2 separate regions of the Mus musculus genome follow, and region 1 is linked to region 2. The links are chromatin loops, found by intact Hi-C in ENCODE. Cell type or tissue: gastrocnemius. All regions are shown on one strand.

Region 1 (8,000 bases), 160 kb before region 2:
TTGTGGCCAGCCTGGACTCCACAAGATCCTATCTCCAAAAAAACCACGACAACTTGCTAGATTTAGAGGTAGGACTCTGAGGCCATTCACAGAAAGACACGCTGGGGTGGAAAGGTGCAAGAGGACAAGCCAAAGTCAGACCCAAATAAATGTTCCCCGCAGCATCCAGCACACCGCCAGCCCACACGGCAGGAGCATGCGCAGCCAACACAAATGGAGGACCGCAGACCCAGGGAGCCCAGACATGCGGGTTCCTTCACCAGAGATGCTTGCCTAGCTGTTAGTGGAAGGTAATCTCTCAAGTATCTGCAAACAGCCAAGTCAGTTGCCAGGCCCTTCTACCACAAATGCCACCTCCAGCAGACACAGGCTGATAAATGCTGCCATAAAGATAAGAAGTCAAGATAGCGAGCATTAATCTCACTGGCATCTCCGACCAAGAGTAAACACCAAACATCTGAATTCCACTGGGCATGTGCATAGAATCCAGCCTTCTGTGCACCCAACATGGCTTCCACTGACACTCTCTCTCCTCTGCTTCCTCAACACCACCTCCCTCCACCCCCTTTTCTCCTTCTTTCTTGCTTCCTCCTTTAGCCAGAGCTAAATTTCTGCTTTCCATTTCAAGTGAGTATCTCTCTCTCTTCCTATCTTCTGTCTGAGCATGCACAAGAATGTGACTACCATTCCCTCCAACAGAAGGAATGGGAGGCACAAAGCTGACAGCCCTTTCAGGTCTATGTATGCATGCGGGAACACAGCCATCTCATATCTAGGAGGAGTTTGGTATGGGATGGTGCAGGGTCTGGATGAGATCACTCTCTAGCACACAGATTCCTACATGCCTTTTCCTGTGCATCCTTTATGTAGACACCTTGGCACTATATAACCTAAATGCATGGCATATTTCCAAAGTATCAGCTTTGAATGAGAGCCAAAGACATGGGACCATTTCCCAGGCCCCTGGTCACAGACTGCCCCAAGGAGGAGACATAGTATCTATTAAAATCTGTCAAAAACCTGTGACTGTAACAAAATACCAGAGGCAAACAACTTATAAAGAGAAAAGGGCTACTTTTCATCCAGTTTGAGTGATTGGTTGAACCTATTGCTTTGGGCCTGAAGTGAGGTAGCACATCACAGTGGGAGCACATCACAGTGGGAACACGTCACAGTGGGAGCATGTAGCAGAAAAGGGCATGTACCTTATGGCCCGAAGGTAAAGATCAAGCAAGGAGGGGGCAAAGATCTCACTGTTCTCTTCAAGGGAATGCTCTCAGTGACCTAAGAGCTCACATTAGACCCTACATCCCAGAAGTACCCTAGGGACAAAACCTCTTCTCTGGGGGGACTTGAGGGGGACACTCAATGTCCAAAGTAGAGCAAGATTCTTCTCTTTTAAGGATTATTCTGGCTAGTTTCCCATATTTGTATTAAAAAGTAAGGACAAGGAGCCAGAGAGTTGGCTCAGCCATTATAAGCACTGACTGCTCTTTCAGGACACCTGGATTCTGTTCTTAGCATCCTATGGTGGCTCCCAACTCTCTGTATGCAACTCTCAGAGGTTCTGACACCCTCTTCTGGCCTCCGTGAGCACTGCATGCATATAGTGCACAGACATACACGCGGATGAAACACCCACATGCATAAAATAAAAATAATTTGATTTTTTTTAAGTAAGGAAGAGCCAAGCAAGGTGGCACTCACCTATGACCCCCAAGCATTCAAGAGGCTGAGACAAGAGAGTCTTATGCTCAAGGTCAACCTAGAACTATACAAGGAAACCCTGTCCCCTCCTCCACACACCCAAACTACAAAAACAGAAACACAAGCATGCCCTCTCACACCTGCAACCCTAGCACTCCCGAGGCTAAAGCAGGAGTATTGTAATGGACCAGCTCTGGCAACGTGCTGAGCTGCAGGCCAGCCTGAGGAGAGGAACAAAACAAGCTGAAGAGAAGTCTTTCCCTTCAGTGTCCCCAGTGAGGCAAGGGTACACACGGACATGCCTAAAGAAAAACACAGTATATCCCCAGCTTGAAGAGACAGCCCCCCTCTAGTGTCCTGATACTTGCCCAGCGGGTATGGCTATGCCGTGCCTCCCCAGTCTGTCAGTGCAACTGCAGTGATCTCAGCTCAGGTGGAATGAAGGAAAAACTGTGGGGACCATGTGAACGCTGGTCCGCTGGGTCATCTTAACGTTCTGCAATCTTTCTTTAAAGCTAATCAGGAGACTCCAGTAAAAGATAAGGACTTCTAGAGCTGAGCTAACCCACAAGTCTCTGAAGACGAGTGTCCCTGTTTGTTCTTCTGTTGCTCAGATCAAACATCCTGGCCACAAACAACTTGGGAAATTATTTCATCGTACCGAGAGAGAATCTCTTGTTGTCTGTGGGAAGCATTACCTATCAATAAAAAGCCCATGGCCTATTAGCCATGGCAGGAAATAGGAGGTGGGAGTTCTGGTAGGGAGAGAGGAACTCTGGGATAGAGTCAGGTTTGGGAAGAGATTTGCCCCCAACTCTGAGAAGACAGACACATGAAACTGAGGAAAGGTAACTAGCCATGTGGCACTCATAGAAAAGAATAAAGGGATTAATTAGTGACAATCTATTAGAAGAATTGTGGCCTAGGCATTTATTCATAAGTAGCAAATGTCAGAGTCATTATTTCGGGAATGTGGGCATGAGTGGGAAAGCCCGTGGTGACAACCTTTCACTTCTGGATCACAGTCCGTCACAGAGGGCAGTCAGGACAGGAACAGAAGGCCGGAACCTGGAGCAGAGACCATGGAAGAACATTGCTTACTGGCTTGCTTACCTCTCTTATAGCACCCGAGTCCACATGCCCAGGAGCAGCAAGACTCAGTGGGCTAGGCCTTTGTACATCAATTAGCAATCTTACAAAGTGCCTCATGGACACACCCACAAGCCAATCTGAGCAAGGCCATTCATCATTTGAGCATCACTCTTCTCAGGTGACTCTAGGTCCAGCTGGCAGCTGACACCCTGACAACAGGCCTCACCATCGACAGGCTTGGTGACCTCACCTAGGTTACTCAGTTCGATGGAACCTTAGCTGTCTGTAACGCCGCCTCTGCGTGGGATCCTTGTGAGAAGCAGAGAGGAAAGATGCAAAGGGCCAGTGATGCTCTAAATGACAGCTAGGGTTATGGAGGAATGCCTCTTTGATTTCAAGAGCTACAACTTAAAGGTTGAAGCTAGAAGGATGAAGGACTGATACTAGAACTCAGACTGAAGGGGCTGGAGAGATGGCCCAGCGGTTAAGAGTGCTGGCTGCTCTTACAGAGGACTGGAATTTGGTTTCTTGCTCAGTCTCCCGTGACTTCAGCTCCAGGGGATCTGAACTCTTTTTTGGTCTCTGTAGGCACCGCACAAACATGCCCAGACACACAAACGCACACTCATAAATAAAGTAATAATAAATTAAATTAAATCAAAGCTTCACTCGACACATACTTACACCTGGTCATAAACTACACTAAATGACAGCAGCACCCCTGAGCTTAAGCAATGTCTGTCCCCAACATCCTGGCACAGTGACTCCTCTAGCTGCTTGGGCTGAGCTCTTGGCCCAGTTGCTGGTTTGGATAGTTCTGGCTGATAGGCAGACAGCATCAGGAAAGGAGGGGGCTGCTCTCTGGGTGCAGAAGTAAAACCTGGAGCCTTAGAGAGCAGAGCCAAGGACACATCTCCCAAAGGCCTGGGGAGCTTTCCCAGTGCCCAGGCTGAGAAGACATCTGGAAACAGCCCCGAGCAGCAGTTCTTCTGCAGGCAGAGAGGCAACCGTAGCATCTTCAGGCAGGTCTGATGAACTCAGCCAAGGAAACAGCACAAAAGACGGAAAAGCAAATGCCGGTCTCAAAACACATTGGGCAGAGTGGCCTTTGCCAAAGCCATCATACAAGAAGCCCCTAGTCCCACATGGAACTGATCATAGCCTATCGTGTTCCCCTCAGTGTAGGAAAGGTGTTAGCTTACTAACTCTTGGGGAACTGGAAGCTTGAGGAATAAGTGTTAGGCTCCCAGGGCAAGCTACAGACCACGGTTCTGATTTTCAGAGAAAATGGATGTATTGATAACACAGTGAGCTGCTGGGCAGGATGTGCAACTAAGCTGAAGAGACAGGAGCAAAGAGAGGGCGAACATTCCTAATCCAAGGTATACCACAGGGTGATCCAACCTGCAGATACCCATCACCAGCGCTGGCACCTGAAACTACAGCTGCAGCCACTGTCCCTGCCAGTCCTGCACACTAGGTGTTGTGGGTGAGACCTAGCCTCTACAAGGCTGAAATCCCTGCACCAGGGCATCGCTGCCTTCAAAGGCCCAAGAAGGTCTTGTGGACCAGTCCCAGGCCCCAGGCTGGCACAGTAGGTGCAAGAAGTCCTGGGGAAAGTTTCTGCCTGACAGAGAAGCGCTTCCAAACACGGAAGACAGATTCTGCAGGCTCAGAAGCAAAACAGCACCAAAGCAGCCGGTAGCGCGGGACTATAGAAAGGACTGCACGTCACCGCTGCGCCACCAGGGGGCGCGCTGTGCTGGGGGAACTCTGACGCGTAGGCGGTATCTCAAGCCAAGTGGCTTGAGTTCTGAGTTAACCCCCTTCCCCGAGGTAAGTAAAATTCCCTGGGCTTCAGTTGTGCATAGAGCAGGGACTCTTCTTGCTGGAATGTCGTAAGTAAACCCCCTTATTTAGATATCAATCTATTGCTGTGACATTTGCCTCGAAGTAGTGGCAGTGGTGAACGGGAGAGAAAACCCAGAGGCTGTCTGTGGTACAGGGCTGCTGAACACACAATACTGTTTTCTCTGTGTTAACATAGGAAAGAATTCTTCAGCAAACTTTTCCAAAACGAAGGGCCCTGAACGGACTTATGAACAGCAAGCCAGAACGTCCAGGTTTTCTTACTGGGTCAATCTCAGGATGTCCAATCCTCTGGCATCATGGACTCCCCATCGTTCTCCACCACAGGAGGCCTGTAACAGGGAAACCCATTTTGTGGCCACTAAACAATATTTAAATAAAATAGAAGACCCAGGTAACAAGGTGGACCACAGCCGTCACTCAGATCTCCAGCTGCCAAGTCCTAAGGGAAGAGTCCCAAGGCCCAGTCCTGGTTGCTGTGATGGTCTATCGAAGGCAAAAGCGTGCATGCATGTAAGACCGACAGCAACACGACCATACGTGCATCTTTACCATAATGAACCCCACGGTGAAGCTCTTCCCTCCCCAGGAAAGGGTTTGGGTGCGACGCAAGGGGCTCCGGGCCACTAAGACTTTGACCACCAAGTACAACCTTAACTATTTCGCTTCTCTAAGGAAACGAGCGCTCAGGGTAGGCGAGATGGCACAGCAGGCAAAGGCGATTGCCGCCAAAGCCGATAAAATTCCATCTAAAATTCTATACTGAGATCCTCATGGCAGGAGTGAGCCTCCTGCAACTTATGACCTCCGCGCGCATCTGTTTCTGTCGCACGTACTCCACCTACATAGGGTGAGAATGGGGAGGAAGAGGGAAGGAAGGAAGAGTGAAGGAGAGAGAAGGGAGATTGTAACAGTAAAAAATAAGCTCTGGAGAGCAGCACTGCCACCGAGGCTCAGTCCCTGGGACCACCGAGGCTCCCGACCTGGCGGAAGCACTTCCGCCCCCATCCATGATGGCGGGAGGGCGGGGCGGGGCTGGCAGGCGGAAGCGGCCGGCGGATCCCTGGCTTAGCACCATGGCGGCCGCGACCGCCTCCTCCGCGCTCAAGCGGCTGGATCTGCGCGATCCCAACGCGCTCTTCGAGACTCATGGAGCGGAGGAGATCCGCGGGCTGGAGCGCCAGGTCCGAGCCGAGATCGAACACAAGAAGGAGGAGCTGCGGCAGATGGTGGGCGAGCGGTACCGCGACCTGATCGAGGCGGCGGACACCATCGGCCAGATGCGCCGCTGCGCCGAGGGCCTGGTGGACGCCGTGCAGGCCACCGATCAATACTGCGCCCGCCTCCGCCAGGCCGGCTCCGTGGCGCCCCGGGTCCCACGGGCCCCGCAGGTCAGTCCGGGATCCGAACCCGCCACGTCCCTCCGCCCCCGCCGCCCGGCGGACCCCACCCCTCACCTTCCGCCGGAGGAGCCCGCCCCTCGCCGCCGCGGGCTACCGGGAGGCGTCTGCGGGCCTTCCTCGGGACGCTGGTCCGCTGCCGAAAAGCCAGCCGGCCTTTTGCTCCGGGAGCCTTCCCGGACTTCCGGACGATTCCCTCGCCTCCCGTGGGTTCGCTGCGCTCTCCTTCCCTTTTAACTGAAAACGCCAGGGGTCTCTCGACTGTCAGATCTCTCCCGTTAGCTCACACCTTCCTGTCAAAGTCATTCATTCATTCCCCATCCCACCCTGAGCCCGACCGAGCCTGGAGAATTGGGGGAGGGTAGCCTCAGCCGTCAGACCCTCCCCCTTTTAATAGGTGAGCAGTTTCATTTCAGGCTGGTTTAAAAAACTCAGGGTATCCTGATGTCCTCCCATGAAACGTTTAAGACCCGATGCGGATCGAATTCTGACATTGGGTGTTGGCTTAGGAATGAGCAGAGGGCGCCGAGGGTAAATAGTTTTTAACCTAGGAGAACTTACTGTAACAGAAGAAGAAATTACAAAAGCACACTAGCCCACATGTGGAGCCAGCTTTCTTGCGCTACTTAGGTGTCAGAAAATCCAAGCCAAAAAAACTAGGGCAGTATAATGAACGTGGGCAAAGAAGGTTGGAACTTTGTCAGCCTGTCACTCCCTAAGCTACACATTAAGTACAGCCCCCTTCCCAAATGGACAGACTTAGCTGGCTAGCTTCAACTATGTAAGCCCAGTCTTAGAAATGGATTGATTTTCATGGTTATGGCTGGTGCATTTCTGGGGGAATGCCCTCTCCGTTCAAATCATAAACAGGAGCCTCCCAAGATGTTCTTGAAGTTTACATTCTAATTAAAGAAAGAAATTCTTGGGAAATTGAATTTTTAAAATATGAATAATTTAGAATGGCAGTAGAAAATAGTTTAGCATAAAGGTGATTAATCGCCACATGTCCATTTAATGTAATAGTTCGGAAGGAAGGAGTGAGTTAGGTGTGGCTCCTCCCCAGTAAGGACAACTGAGATTTGGAACATTGACGTCTCTGGCCAGCTATGCTGCTGTAACAAAAGATTTAACACTGGATAGTTCATAAAGAGTAGACATTCATTTTCCCTCAGGAATAGGCCTGGGAAGTCCGAGATCAAACTGTTAGCATCTGACGTCCGTTGCAGGCCTGCTTGCCTCCCATAGCAGATGGGGAGGAACACAAAAGAGCCAGAGTTAGTTCCCCTCCTTTACCGGCACCCCACACACCACTACTGAAGACGGACTCGAGGTGAGAGGGCAGATGAGAGGCCTGAAGTCTCAGCCAGATGAAGATCTGGTGCAGGGGTGGTAAAGAACAGTCAACGAGAAATGTTTGGTGACCTTAAAGAGAAAGGAGAGGAAGGAGGAAGCTTGTAGGAAGTCTCCCTTCCACCCACCGATAACCAGATGGCGAGATGCCCCGCCCTCCTACCAATAACCAGATGGCGAGATGCCCCGCCCTCCTACCAATAACCAGATGGTGAGATGCCCCGCCCTCCTACCAATAACCAGATGGCGAGATGCCCCGCCCTCCTACCAATAACCAGATGGTGAGATGCCATTTGGTCGGACATAAGTGCCCTGCAAGCTGAGTGGTACTGAGTGTGGCTTTATGAAAACGTCAGATTTTGTTTTCGTTTTAAAGACAGGGTTTCTCTGTGCTGTCCTGGCTAGCCTGGAACTCACTATGTTGACCAGGCTGGTGTCTAACTCACAAGAGATCCGCCCACCACTGCCCCTTGGGTGCTGGGATCAAAGGTGTGCGATACCACACACGGAAAAGCTTGAGATCTTAAAGCATTCCCCAGCTTCTCCCCCAGGCCTGTGTAAACGGAGCTGTGCTTTTTATTT
Region 2 (8,000 bases):
TCCATTCCTGACACATTGCAAATAGTACTGTATCTATTTACTAAGTAGTTGCTACTCGGTGCTGTTTGTACATGCTCAGTAAAGACACATTTGTTATTTGGTGCTGTCTGTCTTCAGCATAGATACATTTTCACTTGCTTATTTGCCTTTTGAGGCATTCTCCCTTAGCTCAGGGCAGTCTCGAACTTGCTGTGTAGCTAAAGGTGGCTCTGATCGACTTTAAAGGCTTACTTTTCTTTTCATTTATGTGCATGTGTGTCTCTGTGTGTGTGTCACACCAGCGCCCATGCCCATGGAGGCCAGCACAAAGGGGGTTGGGTCCCCTGGAATTGAGGCTCGAGGTGGTTGTGAGACACTTAATGTAGGTTCTGGGAATGGAACTCAGTCTCTTGGAAGAACAGCAATGCTGAGCCATCTCTGAGCCCTGGCTCTTGCCCATTCCTGGCTTCACCTCTTAAGGTCTGTGCTGCTGCACCCAGACAGACGCAATTTTGGGGAATATTTTCCTTTCTTGGTTGGTTGAAACTGCAGATATGAAATTCATGGCTTTGAGGGTTGACACACGGGGGAAGAGAGAGAGAGAGAGAGAGAGAGAGATCCTGAATTCTCTCAGATCTCAGATCTGCCTTGGTTCCAGCATCTGCCCTTTCCCCTATGACCTTACCAGGGGATCAGGAGCAAAAAGCCTATTTTCTGGGGTGACTCTAACCCCTGTTGTTAGACAGACACTACACTGCTTACTCCCTGGGAATTCTAGGGGAATCCAGTGTGACACTGACCAAAAAGTGGCTTTGGACACCTCAGGACAAGGGGATCTGTCCCCTCTCTCCTTCCTCCATCCTGCCTGGATCTAGTCCCCACCTCTCTCTGTCATCTCCTCCAGACTCAGCCCAGAAGGCAGAGCCAGTTTTTCTTTTTATTTCTTTTTCCCTTTCCCTTTCCCTTTCCCTTTCTTTCTTTCTTTCTTTCTTTCTTTCTTTCTTTCTTTCTTTCTTTCTTTCTTTCTTTCTTTCTTCCTTTCTCTTTCTTTCTTTCTTTCTTTCTTTCTTTCTTTCTTTCTTTCTTTCTTTCTTTCTTTCTTTCTTTCTTTCGGTTTTTTGAGACAGGGTTTCTTTTTATAGTCCTGGCTGTCCTGGAACTCACTTTGTAGACCAGGCTGGCCTCGAACTCAGAAATCCGCCCTTTTGAAAATTTTATTTGTTTATTTTTATTTCATGTTCATTGGTGTTTTTGCTTGCCTGCATGCCTGTGTGAGAGTATCAGGTCCCCTGAAACTGGAGTAGCAGGCAGTTACGAGCTGTCACGTGGGTGCTGGGAATTGAACCCCGGGTTTTTAAGAGCCAGTGCTTTTTTTTTTTTTTTTTTTTTTTTGAGACAAGGTTTCTCTGTATAGCCCTGGCTGTCCTGGAACTCACTCTGTAGACCAGGCTAGCCTCAGAAATCTGCCTGCCTCTGCCTCCTGAGTACTGGGATTAAAGGTGTGTTCCACCACTGCCCAGCTCAGCCAGTACTCTTAACCACTGAGGCAGAGTTCTAATTCTTAACCGCTCCAACCCTCTGAGTCTCCCCATCACACTCAACACAAATCCTGTTCTCCAGACCCTTGGGAATCGGGCCTCACTCCACCTCTCTTGTCAACACCGGGGTCTGTCCCTCGAATCCCCTCCAGCCTCCTGGCCTCTGCACCTGCTGGTCCTTCTGACAGGAATCCTGCTTCCGGCTTCCTGCTTGTCTCCAGAACTTCCCACAGCTGGTCTCCTCTGGCTCAAAGCTCAGCTCAGGTGTAGCCAGCCATCTTGTGAACCACACCCTGCTCCCCTTAGCTCCCCCTACCCCCCAGCCAGCTCATCTGTGCTGTGCTTGTTTATGTCCTGTCCCCTGGCCTCAGCAGGACACAGACTTACTTTTAAAAAAAAAATCATTGTTTCATCACCAGTGTGAAGCAAAAGTGTGGGCTCACAGAAGACAATGAACGCGGGGTGTGCTGAGCAAAGGCAAGGAGACAAGAAAGGAGGAGAAAGCCAAACAGGGGCGGGGAGTGGCGGCTGTCCCAAAAGCTGAGACAAGGTGGGCAGAACAGGCTAGGTGAGATCTGGGGACTTTCTCAAGGTTCCCAGTGAGAGTTTCTTTTTTTCTTTCTTTTCTTTTCTTTTTTTTATGGACACATAGAGCCTTCTTTGCAGGCTGGGCTTTTCTTTCCACAGGGCATCTGGAAGTGGGGCCTGGGTATCCGAACCCAGTTCCCCGGCTGCGTGAAAGCTCCGACACCAGACGTGGACACCAGTTTGTCCCCCAAACCCTGACCTCCCCAAGAGACTTCTCCCTACCTGCTTGCTGAGTCTGGCCCCGGGTCGGGGTGCTCCTCGGCCCATCCCCCGCAGCATTGAAGGCTGCCACGCTGACCATGTAGGCTGTGTAGCCCGTCAGGTTCTTGAGTTTCACGCTGTTCTCAGCCAAGAAGAGAGTCTTCACCCTCTCTGTGAGGTTCCTCCGTTGGACTTCCCAGAAATAAATCTGTGGGAACCAAAGATTGTGGGATGAGAGGGACGAAGACATCAGGCCTCCCCTCCGCCCCTGCCCATCTCGGGGGTTCAAAGACACCCCTGCTTTCAACCAGGAAACAATATGGAAGTAGCTAAGAGCTATTTAAGAAGGATTCGGGAACTTTTCACTTTGTAGTCAATACCGACCCTCCGATCGTCTGTAAGCGTCATCCCCTGTGTATCTTGTGTCTCTGGGGTTGGCATCTGTCCCATGTAACAGGCGTGTCAGCCTCAATAGGAACCTGCATCTCACCAGCCTGAGCTGGAGAGGCGGGAGCAATCATGGGCTCTGCTCCACTGTGTGGGGCACAAGGGCTAACAGCTTGGCAATGCCAGGGCACTGGTGAGGAGCAGAGAGCCTCAGCTCTGCCCCGTGTGCCACATAGGCAGCCTCAGCTGCTAAGGCCCCTGTAAAAAGCTCCCGCTGTAAATAAAGTTCCTGGTGGTGCATATGCGCAATCCAATCTGATAATCGTGGATCAAAGTCTGAAAAGTCTGGTGCAGGCTAGACAGAGGTGGCATTCGGTTTGTGGCTCAACTCTTGATGGCACCATTTGCTAGGCCTGTGACTTGGTCAGCTGCAGAGGGCTTAAGGACACCCGCTTTCCGGGGCGAGCAAGAAGACTGCAGGCCGTAAGGACTGGCCAGCTTCTAAGGGTATTGTTACACGCTTGTGGAGGATTTTAAGTCCTCAGTGCAGCAGGAGCTTCGTGGAGCCTCCGGGCACTCTATAATGAGCATGGTTAGTGCTTTTAAACACGCATCGAAGACTCTCAAATTACATTAAGAGCTGGTATTCTGCTACATACAGCCTGGCATCCCAAACCCTGTACAGGATTGACGATCATTTGGCTCCCTCTGCTGGCCAGAGAGGGTTCTGAACGCTATTGGAGTTTCCTTTCCTCCATACCAATAAAAGTAGGAAAGAGCTAATAAAAGTGTCCACCCCCAGCGTGTGCAGAGGCAGTCAGGACATCTTGTTACTACAAAAGATTTGCTTCTCTACTGCCTTGCTTCCATTTAAAAAATCTTTTTATACGGGGAATTGAGGTCTCCATTCATAAAATCACCCACGCATCCACTGACTATGAGAACGCAACAGCCACAAAGCAGTCTCCTGGATTCATCGTTTGGGGAAGAGCTCAAGGCTAGCTCTACAGCTCTGCACACGCCCTGAGCATCAGCAGCTTGGCGAAGACAGTCAGAGAACTGTTGGATTCTCCTGGCCTGAGGAGAGGGATAGAGGGGTTTCCAGGGCCTCTGTGGAAATGCAGGGGTAGCTGGAACGGTAGGGGAGGCCGAGGAGGGGTGACGGCTGTGTGAGGAGAAACAGGCAGGGGAATGTCATGTCTCAACTGGGTGAGGCACGGTGCTGTGGAGACAGGCTGGGCGAAGCTTGTGACCGGTTGATGAAGAACAGGGCAGATTTATCAGCAGCCTTAGCAGTGTGAGATTTGGAGGAACGGTGAAGATGAGAACGTACTTGGGGTTGGGTTTGGAAAAGAGAGTAGAGAGTCAGCTTGAGCGGGGCAGAGACTATGGGAGATTGTCTTTGGTTTCCTTCTTTCCAGCTCTTCCCTCCTTCCTGCCCTCTGCTGGAGGGTCTCTCTCCCTCCGCTGAAGATGGAGCCTGAGTTCTATGTAGACTGTCTCGTGCCCGTGTCTCACCAGAACACAGCAAACTGGTCAGCAAGCACTTTATCGTTTAGCGATGTCCCTGTATCATGGGAGAAGCCTTTGAATGAATCCTCCAGCAAAGAGACCCAACAAGGACATAATGAGATGTGAACAAAACCGCGAGGTCAGGAAAGGGCATTAGGAACGGAGACAAGGGGCTGGGGAGATGGCTCAGTGGTCAAGAGCGCCGACTGTTCTTGCAGGGGACCCGGGTTCTCACAACTGTCTATAACTCCAAGATCTGACACACCCTCACACAAGATATACACAAGATGTGGACAAAACACCAGTGCACATAAAATAAATAAATAAATAATTTTTTTTAAAAGAGGAAATAAGGGACTGGAGAGGTGGCTCAGTGGTTAAGAGCACTGACTGCTCTTGAAGAAGACCTGGGTTTGGTTCCCAGCACCCATCTAGTGGCTTAGAAGCTCCTATGTGTCTAGTTCTAGGAGATCTGATGCCCTCTTCTGGCCTCCTTGGGTCCCTGTGGTGCACATGAACTCATGCAGACAAGCACATAAACATATGAAAATACTAAGTAATGAACAAAAGAAGAAACAAATTTCAGAATGCCTTTATGGCCTGCCTATGACTGGTCCTAGAGGGAGATACTTGGTGTTGTTGGGGAGACAGGGTCAATGGCTGGGGAGGGCATTGGGCAGGGCAGTGCCAAGGTGTAGGACATACAGAAGCAGGCTGCCTGCTTGCTGTCAGTAGACCTTTGTTAGATGAGGATACACAGTAAAAGGGACAAGGGCTGAGGCTGGATCCTGGTCCCCAAGGTGACATGATTGATTGGTAGAGCACCCACTCATGGGGAAGTGAGTATGTACTGAACCCAGGCTATGGGCTCCAGAGGGCAGGCACCCTGGCCCATCTGGCTCCTTTGTGTCCCAGACACCTCACTCATGGTTGATACATAGGCCAACAGACATGTCATGGGGGGAAGTGGCTGGAGCGGCAGCAGATGACGCTGACCCCATTTCTTTTTTTTTTTTTTTTTTTAAGATTTATTTATTTATATGTAAGTACACTGTAGCTGTCTTCAGACACCAGAAGAGGGCATCGGACCCCATTGCAGATGGTTGTGAGCCACCATGTGGTTGCTGGGAATTGAACTCAGGACCTCTGGAAGAGCAGTCAGTGCTCTTAACCACAGAGCCATCTCTCCAGCCCGGGAGTCAGATCTTGTTATGGATGGTTGTGAGCCACCATGTGGTTGCTGGGATTTGAACTCTGGACCTTCGGAAGAGCAGTCTAGAAGAGCAGTAGGGTGCTCTTACCCACTGAGCCATCTCACCAGCCCCTGACCCCATTTCTTAACTCTTGGTTTTTATTCCCAGCCCGTTTCCCCTTTAATCACTTTTCTGACGTATAGTTGACGAAAATTTAATAGAATTAAGATATATAATTAATGTTCTTTTTTCTCTCTTCTTTCCTTTCTTTTTTCTTTTTAAAAAAAGATTTATTGATTACTGCTAGAGGACAACAATCTCTAAGCCAAACCCGAGACTGTTGTGAGAAAGGGAGTGAGGGAAGGGAAGGAGGATTTTTTTTTTAGGATTTATTTATTTATTTTGTGAATGTGAGTATACTGTTGCTATCCACATCCCAGAAGAGGGCAACAGGTCCCATTACAGATGGTTGTGAGCCACCATGTGGTTGCTGGGAATTGAACTCAGGACCTCTGGAAGAGCAGTCAGTGCTCTTAACTGCTGAGACATCTCTCCAGCCCCTCTTCTCTCTCTCTCTCTCTCTCTCTCTCTCTCTCTCTCTCTCTCTCTCTCTCTCTCTCTCTCTCGTTGCTTATAGTGCTAGAAACAGAGCCCAGGGCCTTAAGCACGCTCAGAAGCACTTGATCAGCACTGCACCTCTCTCTGGCCAACCTGTTGTTATTATTATTTACTTACCCTTTTTTGGAAGCAGGACTTACATAGCCCAGCCGCCCTTGATTTTACAAAGTGACTAAGGGCAACCTGGAGCTGACCCTCCTGCCTCTACCTCCTAAGTGCTGGGATTACAGGTAGAGGCCCCTACGCCTGTTGCTTTATGCCTGCAGAGGGTCAAACCCCAGGAATCATGAATGCTAGCCACTCTCCCAGCTGAGCCCTACCCCAAGCCCTCTGATGTTTTCATACCCATCCACTGGGCCCACTGTCAAGCCAAGCTGATTGGCACCTGTTACTTCCAATGGTCACCTCTTTTTTTTTTTTTTTTTTGACTTTTCATAAAAATCACAATTTATTAACAGATTTTGAGAACAGTGATTCAGAAATGATTGTAATGAGAGAACCAAATGATTGAGAAAGAATAAGAAAAGCCTATCTATTTGGGTATGGGCTTATCTAAGAACACTGTAGCTGTCTTCAGACACTCCAGAAGAGGGAGTCAGATCTCCTTACGGATGGTTGTGAGTCACCATGTGGTTGCTGGGATTTGAACTCAGGACCTTCAGAAGAGCGGTCGGGTGCTCTTACCCGCTGAGCCATCTCACCAGCCCCCTAAGAAGAGTCTTAATTAAGCCTTAGCATTAGTATTTATATCTTGTTGGTTACAACTCAAGAAAGTCCTTAATAAACTCTACCCGCTGCCCTTGCTGGATAAATCAGGAGGTGGTGTGTGTGTGTGTGTGTATGTGTGTGAGTGTGTGTGAGTGTGAGTGTGTGGTGTGTGTGTGTGTGTATGTGTGTGAGTGTGTGTGTGTGAGTGTGTGAGTGTGTGTGTGTGAGTGTGTGTGATGTGTGTGTGTTTGTGTGTGTGTAGGTAGGAATAATCGCTGAGAGAGCAGAAGCAGGAGCCGCTGTGCCTTGATCCTGGCTCAGGGATTGCCCCTTTCCTGTACTGGGCATCTGTGCTGCGATTCCTAGAAAACTGCAGGATTACAATCAGAACCGAAGCCTTTAAGCGAATGCTTCTAATTGTGCTAAATCCCTGACCTACAGTTACCTTTTTTGATGCACAGTAAGAACCTTTAAGAGCAAGGGTCAGCATACGTGTTTCAGCTACACACTACAGTTTTATTGGGCATGGCTAGCATCCTGCAGGTTAGCTCCAGGGACGGGTTCATCCTTCCACGCCTGGACCTCTTTTGGCTGGGGGTTATTTTTGTTTCTTTGGCATAGGCTCACTCTTCCTCAGGAAGGCCCGGGACTCACTCTGTGGCCCTGCCTCAGCTTCTAAGTGCCCATGTTTTCCCACTTTCATTTTTGAGACAGGGTCTCTGTATGTAGCTCTGGCTGGCTTGAATTCATGGAGACCCACCTGTACCTGTCTTCCGAGGGCTGGGAGTAAAGGTGTGTGCAACCATGCCTGGCTTGAAATGTTTGCCATATGACCAGCATCTCTCCAGTCCCTCCCAAATCTGGCGACCACCTTCTTCTTCCCGATTTTGTGACTTGGACTAGTCTTCTTTTTCAAAAAGAATTAATTAATTAATTAATTAATTAATTAATTATTTATTTATATTAATGGGATCCATTGGGTGGGTCCCATTACAGATGGTTGGGAGCCACCATGTGGTTGCTGGGAATTGAGCTCAGGACCTATGGAAGAGCAGTCAGCGCTCTTAAACCCTGAGCCATCTCTCCAGCCCGACTTGGACTATTCTATCCTATTATTACTATCCTAGGGACTTTGATGAGTCAGGTCATGTGTGAGTGAGGTCATGCAGACCAGTCAGTCTTCCTGGTGGCTTCCTGGTGGTTGGCTCATTTCACATAACACAATGTCTTCTGGGTTCATATAGCTTTGAGACAAGAAAACAAACAGACCGTCCCC

Evidence for each region. Hi-C counts contacts between places; a loop is a spot of excess contacts. Peaks named below come from ENCODE experiments on the same cell type or tissue, not always from the same donor. Only the 100,000 strongest peaks of a DNase experiment are listed, where the experiment ranks them.
Region 1: it touches region 2 in a loop (8-fold over the local background); 22 of 42 quality-filtered maps call a loop at or near these places.

The regions. Positions count from the first base shown.
Region 1 is chr11:113,643,817-113,651,816 of GRCm38, forward strand. It overlaps Cog1 (component of oligomeric golgi complex 1), which reads left to right and starts at 5,713. Exons shown (of 14, transcript NM_013581.3): 1 at 5,713-6,059. The coding sequence starts at 5,745. It also overlaps a transcript of Slc39a11 not described here. In gastrocnemius, no CTCF peak of the experiment used is centred here; DNase peaks (open chromatin) are centred at 4,543, 5,761, 6,068, 7,340 and 1 more place; H3K4me3 peaks cover 2,634 bases; H3K27ac peaks cover 3,022 bases.
Region 2 is chr11:113,808,002-113,816,001 of GRCm38, forward strand. It overlaps Sdk2 (sidekick cell adhesion molecule 2), which reads right to left. Exons shown (of 45, transcript NM_172800.3): 37 at 2,328-2,514. Among named protein-coding and RNA genes, the nearest start is that of Gm51930, 7.9 kb to the left of the region's middle. In gastrocnemius, a CTCF peak has its summit at 3,411 (motif pointing left); DNase peaks (open chromatin) are centred at 2,005, 2,375, 2,797, 3,158 and 1 more place; H3K4me3 peaks cover 271 bases; H3K27ac peaks cover 707 bases.